Regions from separate parts of the Homo sapiens genome. Here region 2 is linked to region 1. A link is a contact called in ENCODE Hi-C or POLR2A ChIA-PET data. All regions are on one chromosome and are shown on one strand. Each heading gives the region's core, a stretch centred on a gene start or an enhancer-like site at or near the end of the contact. The rest is flanking DNA. Distances are from core to core; before and after follow the strand shown. Region 1 overlaps CUBN (cubilin). Region 2 overlaps CUBN (cubilin).

Region 1 (4,321 bases), core at 929-3,428:
CTGCTGCCATACATCATTTTGATTTGTTCATCAGTTTATTGTCTGCTTCCCCCACTAGAATGTGAGCTCCTTGAGGTCAAGCCACAGTTTCATTCACTGCTGGGGATTCACTGAATCCCCAGTGCCTGTACATAATAGAGATAAATAATTGTTGAATGAATGGATAGTAGAGGTACTATCATTATCCCTTTTATAACAAGCCACTTTTGTTTTCAGTTTAATCGTCTCCTGTTGGGTAGTGAATTTCAAAAATATGAAATATCTTTGTATCTTATGACCACTTTGTATTGCCGTAAAATGATCTTATTCAACCTTCAGATTTTATTTCCAAGTTCTAATATCTGAAGGACTGAACTGTTTTCTTTCAGATCTTGAAAATAAGAAACCAAGTGTGTTTTCTTTTATTTGAGAGCCAGGAAATTTTGGACTAAGGTTGTTTATTATAAAGAAACTTTTTTCCTATTATTGATTGAATTATATAAACAAAGATGAAGTAGAAAAAATACTAACCACTCCCACTATACCACATTTTGATTCATTTTCTCATCTCTTCTTGGCAAAGCATACTTTATGTACTTGTAATCATGTGATATAAATCCACTTGAATTCTGATTTTAATCTATTTTTCTGGTTATAAATATAATGGATGCTTATTGAGCAATATTTGGAGAGTTCAGAAAATAAAAAATATAAAGATATTTTTAATTCTACTCATGTATTACTAAAATTTTGATGTATGTGCTAACAGTTGTTTTTTACCTTTGAAATTATTTTCATAGTTTAAATCATACTGAATATAATGATTATCAGGAATTTTACAAGCAGAGTATTCACATGTCCTTTAGGAAAGAGAATATGAACAGTCATAGTTTTAGATCTCAAATAAAAGTTACAGTCACAACCACAAATTCCAAAGCAGATCTTACTTGTCATCTCCCTATCCCTTAATTATCAACTTATAACTCTTGCAGCTACTGCTGGTGGGTTTTATGTCATTATTTCTAAATAATATTCCTATTCTACTACTCCTTGCTTTTTTTGGACATTATCTATCCACATCCTACTCTAGAAGATGAGACTTACCCCTTTGCCACCACAAACACACATGGGGTATGCAATGTTTATATACTTTCCCAATCGTCTCCCAAAATACGTATGTCACGCTTTTGCTTAAATTGCTGTTCAGTTGACATTACCATGATTATGTAAACACCATTCACAACTGAGCCAAGTAGTGTAGTATGGCAACATTTGCTTTTGTTTTCCTAAGGAATAATAATAATTGGGTCCTCTTTACATTTTCTTGGGTTTTATGCATTGATCACCAATTCGTCCACACCCTCTCCACCCCAGATGTGCATCTCTACCTTCTGTAGTAAAACATATCAGTTCCATTTCTTTTCCTCAGTAATATCCTTCCTTGAGCCTTTGTACGTCAGCTGCAAGCCTGATGCTAGCTGTCATTTCAGAATTTCCCTTTGCCATCAAATGTGCAAGTTCCTTCATTCTTCTCCTGGGCTAGAGAGCTGACTTTGTGATGCTATGCACGTCCCTTTCTTGGTTAATTTCCTCTTTTGGTGAGGCATACCCTCTTGCGGCTCCCCAAGGAAATGGGCAAGGGCAATAAATCTTTTGAAAAATGGTATACCTGAAATTATCTTTATTTTACCATAAATCTTTGAAAAGTATATATTTAAATATTTTATATGTTTGATATATTAATATATATGAATATATTAATAATAATTTTGAAGTTTTGTGTTGCTCATTTGGGGTCAGTTTTCTTCATGTTCCTATCTCCTGTTTACTAATATTGGTCTCTGCCTTTTACATTAGTCACTTCCCTAAATGTCTGCTGATCCTTGGCTATTCATTCGTATTTAAGAATGAATTACTGAAAGGATGACTGGTATCTCTGTATGCATGAGGGGGCCCTGACTCTTTAGCAAAACCTGCAAACCTACAAATGTCATATCCACAGGTCTTTTCTCTTGGGGAGGTTAAAACTCCAGCGACGAATCACTTTCAGAATTAATTTTTCTTCTGAGTCTTTAGTTCTAATGTCCACATTCCTTTTTTTGAAATGTATTTTTATATGTTCAATGTTTATTTTGGTTCCTCTTTACCCTGCTCCAAACAAGGGCATGTGGGTTGGCCTTTGCCCCTACTCTATTTGATTGAGAACTTGCCGAAAAGAGGAAGAAGAAAGATGAAAGAGGAAGAAGAAGAAAGAGAAGGAGAAGGAGGAGGAGAAGAGGGAGAAGAAGAAGAGGGAGAAGAGAGGGAGAAGGAGAAGAGGGAGAAGGGGAAGGAGAAAAAAAGAAGAACAATAAGAAGGAGAAGGAGAGAAGAAGAAAAGAAGTAGAAGAAGGAGAAAGAGAAGGAGGAGGAGAATGAGAAGGAGAGGGAGAAAGAGAAAAGAAGAAGTAAAAGATGAAAGAAAAAAAAGAAAAGAGTGAAGAAGAAAGAAGATCTGCTGGTGCAGAGGAGGCAGCTTTAACTTTCATTGCACTGCTTCCTAGCTAATACCTTATCCAGCTGGAATGAGCCTAAAATTTCTCTAAACCCACCTGCCTATCTGACTCTCTGTACAGACAGAGAAAATAAAAAGCTATGCCACCCAGTGTGTCCTACAATAAGACCTGTGTCTGATGTTGTCCCTGCTCATAGCAGATCCTAAATCTCACGTGCCTGCTTCCTATCCATTTGTACTCTGAGAGTTGTAGTTTCTAAGTACAAAAGGGATTAGAGGACAATGATGGGAATTGCATTCTGGTTGCTTCTAACAGCAGAAGTCCATGTGATAAATGGATGACTATAACATGTTCAGTCATTGTGATTCTATGCCAAAGGCAGACTCAGAGGCAGGATAACAGCCATTGATCACAGTTTCCGACATGTCCCATTAACCTTATGGTTGGTTCTAATCCCTTTTGATTCCATCAATGTGGTGCCCATTCCTGTTTTCAGCATTATAGAAATATTTTTCCTCATCTGTTTCTTTATGCATTACTTAATGGTTTGGAATCAGAGGGATGGTTTGAATCCCAGTTCTATTATTACATCATCTTTCTGGATTCTGGTATCTTAATCTGGAAAACAGGGATACTGTTATCTGCCTGGGAGGGTGTTTTGTTGATTAGATAAGACAGGCTGAGTGGATGATAAGCAAAGACTGGCATTTTTGTCTGCTCAGTAAATGATAGCAAACTCTTCTTCTGGTCCAGTGAGCCAGAAGACACTTTACACCAGAAGCCCCCAGAGAGCTAAATTTGATTAATTATAGTAAATTTAAAGAGATGACATCTTGGCCGGGCGCGGTGGCTCACGCCTGTAATCCCAGCACTTTGGGAGGCCGAGGCGGGTGGATCATGAGGTCAGGAGATCGAGACCATCCTGGCTAACAAGGTGAAACCCCGTCTCTACTAAAAATACAAAAAAAAATTAGCCGGGCGCGGTGGCGGGCACCTGTAGTCCCAGCTACTCGGGAGGCTGAGGCAGGAGAATGGCGTGAACCCGGGAAGCGGAGCTTGCAGTGAGCCGAGATTGCGCCACTGCAGTCCGCAGTCCCGCCTGGGCGACAGAGCGAGACTCCGTCTCAAAAAAAAAAAAAAAAAAAAAGAGATGACATCTTTTGTTGTGGAGTGCATTCTCCTTCTGCATAACTGTTAGTGCCATAGTCTGAGTCATTATTTCTAATCTTGAGTCATTCAAATCCTTTTAAAAATGGGAATATCAACCATTCAATCAATGAATTATTGTTCAGTTATTTCATCTAGATTTTTTTTGAACTGTGAAAACCAGTCATGCAAATTCATTTGATTTTATAAAGCATTGGAAGAATAGTTTGCGAATTATTGTAACTATGTGAATGACTACAGCTATTATTTAATATTTTAGAGTCAATAATAATCCATTATTGGAAATTCAAATAAGTAAGAAAATTGAAGCTTTGAATCCATAACTAATGAGGAAAGAACTATTATGTTTAATTGCAGATGGAGATTGATTTTTCAAATTACTTTTCAAAGTATTTAAAAATATCTGCTTGCTGGGTGCTGTGGCTCACACCAGTAATCCCAGCACTTTGGGAGGCCAAAGCAGGTGGATCACCTGAAGTCAGGAGTTCAAGACCAGCCTGACCAACATGGTGAAACCCCATCTCTACTAAAAATACAAAATTAGCTGGGCGTGGTGGTGCATGCCTATAATCTCAGCTGCTTGGGAGGCTGAGGCAGGAGAACTGCTTGAACCTGGGAAGTGAAGGATACGGTGAGCCAAGATCACACCGCTGCACTCCAGCCTGGGCAACAAGAGCAAA
Region 2 (4,321 bases), core at 726-3,225, 120 kb before region 1:
CTCTGTGCTCTCCGAATCTGTTTAAAGGCAAATTTCTTCTGTCCTTGGAAAGACCTTGCATCCGCTCTAATAAGTGAAGCGTAAATCAGTGTTTGTGTTTGCAGTGCACGTCACTGCTGGTCACATGATGGCATAACAGATTCCAAACAGGTGCCAAGGATGATTCTTCAATTTCCAAATTGCTTGGTTTAAAGGTAAACGCCAGTCTTTAGCTCCCTATTGAAAACAGCTCCAGGCACTGTGCTTTCTATTGTTCTAGAGGGGAGTCACTGGAATTAGAACTGCCTCAGCCAGCACTCTTCTATCTGGTGACTACCATGGGATGCTAATGACAAAGATGTAGTAAGTCCTCTAGCACTCGTTCGCAAGAGAATGTCTTCTAGGCACCCAGACATATGATAGAATGTGCTGAATTGGTAGTCTCTGTACCTGCTTCAGAGTGAAGCAGGTAACTTCAGAATGAAGTTTAAACCCAAACTCCACTACTTAGTAGCTAGGTGACCTTGGGCAAGTTCCTTAGTGTCTATGTGCCTCACTTTCCCTTTCTGTAAAACGGAGTAATAAGAGTCAATGAATCCATATATGTAAAGAGCCAAAACAAGGTCTGGCAAATAGAGAACAAATCTATAAATGTTCACTGTTATTATTTGCACTGATGCTGATGTAAGAGAAACATCTCAGTAAGGTATAGAGAAATTCACAAATAGAGAGCCTTCAATTCTTTAGGTTGAGATATAATTAATGATTCATTTCTCAAGACATTTAATTTTCCTCTTGTTTTCTGCCTGCAGCCTGCATGGTTAATGCATTTTGACACTTCTCACTAAGGATAAATGACAAATGATAAAACCAACAATTTTTGTCCACTTATTTTACTCAAAGCTCCGTTAAGAAAAATAATGAAAAAAATTTTAATTTCAGTGACTAACAGGAGTGTTCGTATTGTCCCTATCATTTTAAAAATTGTTTTGGTTACTCTCTATTATTACAGAGAATAAAGACTTTCTGTATCCTGGAGTTTAACAACTCTTATTTTATTTTATTTTATTTTTGAGACAGAGTCTTACTCTGTCGCCCGGGCTGGAGTGCAGTGGCGTAATCTTGGCTCACTGCAACCTGTGCCTCCCGGGTTCCAATGATTCTCCTGCCTCAGCCTCCCGAGTAGCTGGGGCCACAGGCACCCACCACCACACCTGGCTAATTTTTGTATTTTTAGTAGAAATGGGGTTTCACCATGTTGGTCAGGCTGGTCTCGAACTGCCGACCTCAGGTGATCCACACACCTCGGCTTCCCAAAGTGCAGGGATTACAGGCATGAGCCACCACGCCCGACCAACAATGCTTATTCTTAAGAAAAGAACTGCCACAGAAGGAAATAGGAAAAATTCTTCTTCAGTAGTTGATGCCTTTCAAAATATTAAATTACTAAACCTCTACCTACCTCAGTTTCCAGAACTCTAAAATGAAGATAACAATACTACCTGCATTACAGAGCTGCTAGGATTTTTAAATTAGAATAATGACCAGCATGGAATAAGTGCTAATACATATTATCTATGGTTATTTTAACATAAACATAGTCTCATGGATTATTTTTTTGTGCTCTGAAGCAGGAGACCCCAATCTTTTTGGCACCAGGGACTGTTTTTGTGGAAGACAGTTTTTCCACGGACCGGGGGTGGGGTGGGAGGGTGGTTTCAGGATGATTCAAGTGCATTGTATTTATTGTGCATTTTATTTCCATTAGTCTTACATTGTAATATATAGTGAAATAATTATACAAGTCACCATCATGTAGAATCAGTGGGAGCCCTGAGCTTGGTTTCCTGCATTAGACAGTACCACTGGGGGGTGATGGGAAACAATGACAGATTATCAGGCATTCGATTCTCATAAGGAGCACGCAACCTAGATCCCTCGCGTGTGCAGTTCACAATAGGGTTCATGCTCCTATGAGAGTTTGATGCCACCAGTACTGGTCTGGGGACTGGGGCTCTTGCTCTATAGCATTTTGTGGTAAATAAATCTGTGGTTTCCAGAGCAGCCTTCCCAGTTGTAATTAACATCAATTGGCCCCACTGTGTTGAAAGCAGTGCTGCTTCTCCTGCCTCCCAGTTTTCCTACAAAAGCCACTGGGATTGTAGATAAAATCCTGTTTTCCAGTTGGCGAGATGCAGAGAAGCAGATGAGATTTTGTCTGAGCAGCGGTGGATCTGAGCCGACTTTGATTATGGCTCCACCGCCAACGCTTCCTGGGCAGATGAGTCATGCTTCCTGGAACTGTCTGTCAGAGGAAGTTTGCTTCTGGGACTTTTGCATTTTGCTTAGAGCTTAGAGATAAGCTATTACAATTCTAAGTTCAGCTGCTATTCAAAAACATGCATAAAAGCTGGGAAGAGTTTACCAAACATTTCAATTTATAACTTGATACCAGATATGAGTCTAGCACCGTACTAAGCATGATACCTGGATTCAAAAAAAGTTTAGAATGAAGTATATCCATTAGTTAGCGAAGCCAGATGCTTTGTAGTGTCGTTGAGTTTAGCATGAGGCATTTTAGAAGAAATTTTGGTTTTAAGATTGCCTGAGTAAAATGTGATTTTTTAGTTATAAAAAATTGAAAGAAGAAATGTTATTTCAGTGTGATCAGAATCCCTTTCCTTAAAAAGAAATGCTGATCTTTTCTGACCATCTTTCACAATGAAGGATTTTCGTATGATTGCATTAATTTGCAGCAGTTAATGAACCAACGTTCCAACCTTCAAAAGAGCCTCTGCTCTCAGATTCAAAAGAAACTCTGCGTGTTTCCTCTCTTCAAACATGAAGGACAGAATTAGGATGAATAATAATCAAACCTAAAATAATTTCTGAACTACCCTGAAGCAGTAAAAATTCCATTAGATGCTCAGAACTTGAATTGTCCTATGCACACTGCCTTTCCTGGTTGACCTCAGGTTGCTCTGCTCCTCAGACTGGCGAAAGGCAGGGCAACCGAAAGGTCTCTTCCACTATCAGACAGGCTCATGGTATGAATAAGCATGCATTGAGCAAAATGCTAAATTTTAAACACTGGTAATCACAGTTGTGGGTTTCAGTTAACTATATTGACTTTCTACTTTTTAAAATGGGAAAGATTTCCAATTGCAACATTACAGAATTTTGTTTAAACACGTCTTTACCCTGCAGTTCCTACATTGGCTCTTTATTTATTTATTTATTATTTTTTCTTTCTTTCTTTCTTTTTTTTTTTGAGACAGAGTCTCACTCTGTTGCCCAGGCTTGAGTGCAGTGTTGCATTCTCAGTTCACTGCAACCTCCGCCTCCCAGATTCAAGTCATTCTCCTCCCTCAGCCTCCTGAGTAGCTGGGATTACATGCGCCCACCACCACGCCTGGCGAATTTTTGTATTTTTAGTAGAGACAGGGTTTCGCCTTGATGGCCAGTGTGGTCTCGGGCTCCTGGCCTCACGTGATCCACCCACTTCGGCCTCCCAAAGTGCTGGGATTACAGGCGTGAACCATCGCACCCGGCAGGCTCTTTATTTAATAGACTTTCTTTTCCTGATCTCACTGTCTTCAGGGAGAGCCCGGATGGCAGTCCTCTGGCTTCTTCCAGCTCAAAGGTCTATGATTTCACGTTGTTCTATGAACCAGGTTCTTCTCTGTTCCTGAGACCATCTGCAGCAGGTGGTGAGAATTTTAAGAGGCATAATAATAATAATAATAATAATAATAATAATAATAAATGTTTAGTGTTTTACTGTAGCAGGATAATTGGCAGAGGGAAGGCTGAGGTTTATGGAATTAAATTTTCATGTATACACAGGAGAGTATGCTTAGCTTTCAAAGCATTTCACTTACCACTAGGGAGGGATTTAGGAGCCCTTGCTCCATCAGTGACTATCGAAACATATGTTTACATGAAACCGTCAGTCCCTGAACATCTGAAGACATTATTATTTTTAAAATTTTTAATTTTTGTGGGTAATTAATAGGTGTATATATTATGGGGTACATGGTGTGTTTTGATACAGGCGTGCAATGTGTGATAGTCACATCATGGGAATAAAGAAATAATTTTTTGTAAATAATTAGCCTAATTAATAATAAAAATCTAGTTATGATAAAAGGAAGCATTATAGGCAAAATATGATTTTAAATTAATGCTGGAGCAGATTACCTTACATGGTAACATTTCAGTGGATTAATTTTTACATATAACCTTGAGATACTTAAGAAAAGATTATGGAGATAGACAATTTAATATTTTTAGTAGGCCAGGTGTTTATTTGACAGTCTAAAAGGGTATGAAATTCTGAGAT

Evidence for each region. A loop is a pair of places that touch in the nucleus more often than their neighbours do. ChIA-PET counts read pairs that join two places held with the same protein, here RNA polymerase II (POLR2A). Pooled maps may share reads with other maps.
Region 2: a map of CD14-positive monocyte shows a loop between it and region 1 (2.3-fold over the local background). The contact joins two enhancer-like sites. A Hi-C loop is called at or near these places in 4 of 168 maps with a recorded cell type or tissue (CD14-positive monocyte, CD8-positive, alpha-beta T cell, endothelial cell of umbilical vein and 1 more) and 9 of 50 pooled maps. POLR2A ChIA-PET finds 5 or more read pairs at or near these places in 1 of 52 experiments (Panc1).

What each region holds. Positions count from the first base shown.
Region 1 is chr10:16,908,173-16,912,493 of GRCh38, reverse strand. The region is part of intron 48 of CUBN (cubilin); the gene reads left to right. Among named protein-coding and RNA genes, the nearest start is that of RSU1, 93 kb to the right of the region's middle. Within about 2 kb of position 2,178, at least 2 of the 41 ENCODE cell types and tissues checked have a DNase peak (open chromatin) inside an H3K27ac peak, as active enhancers do; they include CD14-positive monocyte and endothelial cell of umbilical vein, where a contact is called at or near this core.
Region 2 is chr10:17,027,650-17,031,970 of GRCh38, reverse strand. The region is part of intron 27 of CUBN (cubilin); the gene reads left to right. Among named protein-coding and RNA genes, the nearest start is that of CUBN, 100 kb to the left of the region's middle. Within about 2 kb of position 1,975, at least 27 of the 41 ENCODE cell types and tissues checked have a DNase peak (open chromatin) inside an H3K27ac peak, as active enhancers do; they include CD14-positive monocyte and endothelial cell of umbilical vein, where a contact is called at or near this core.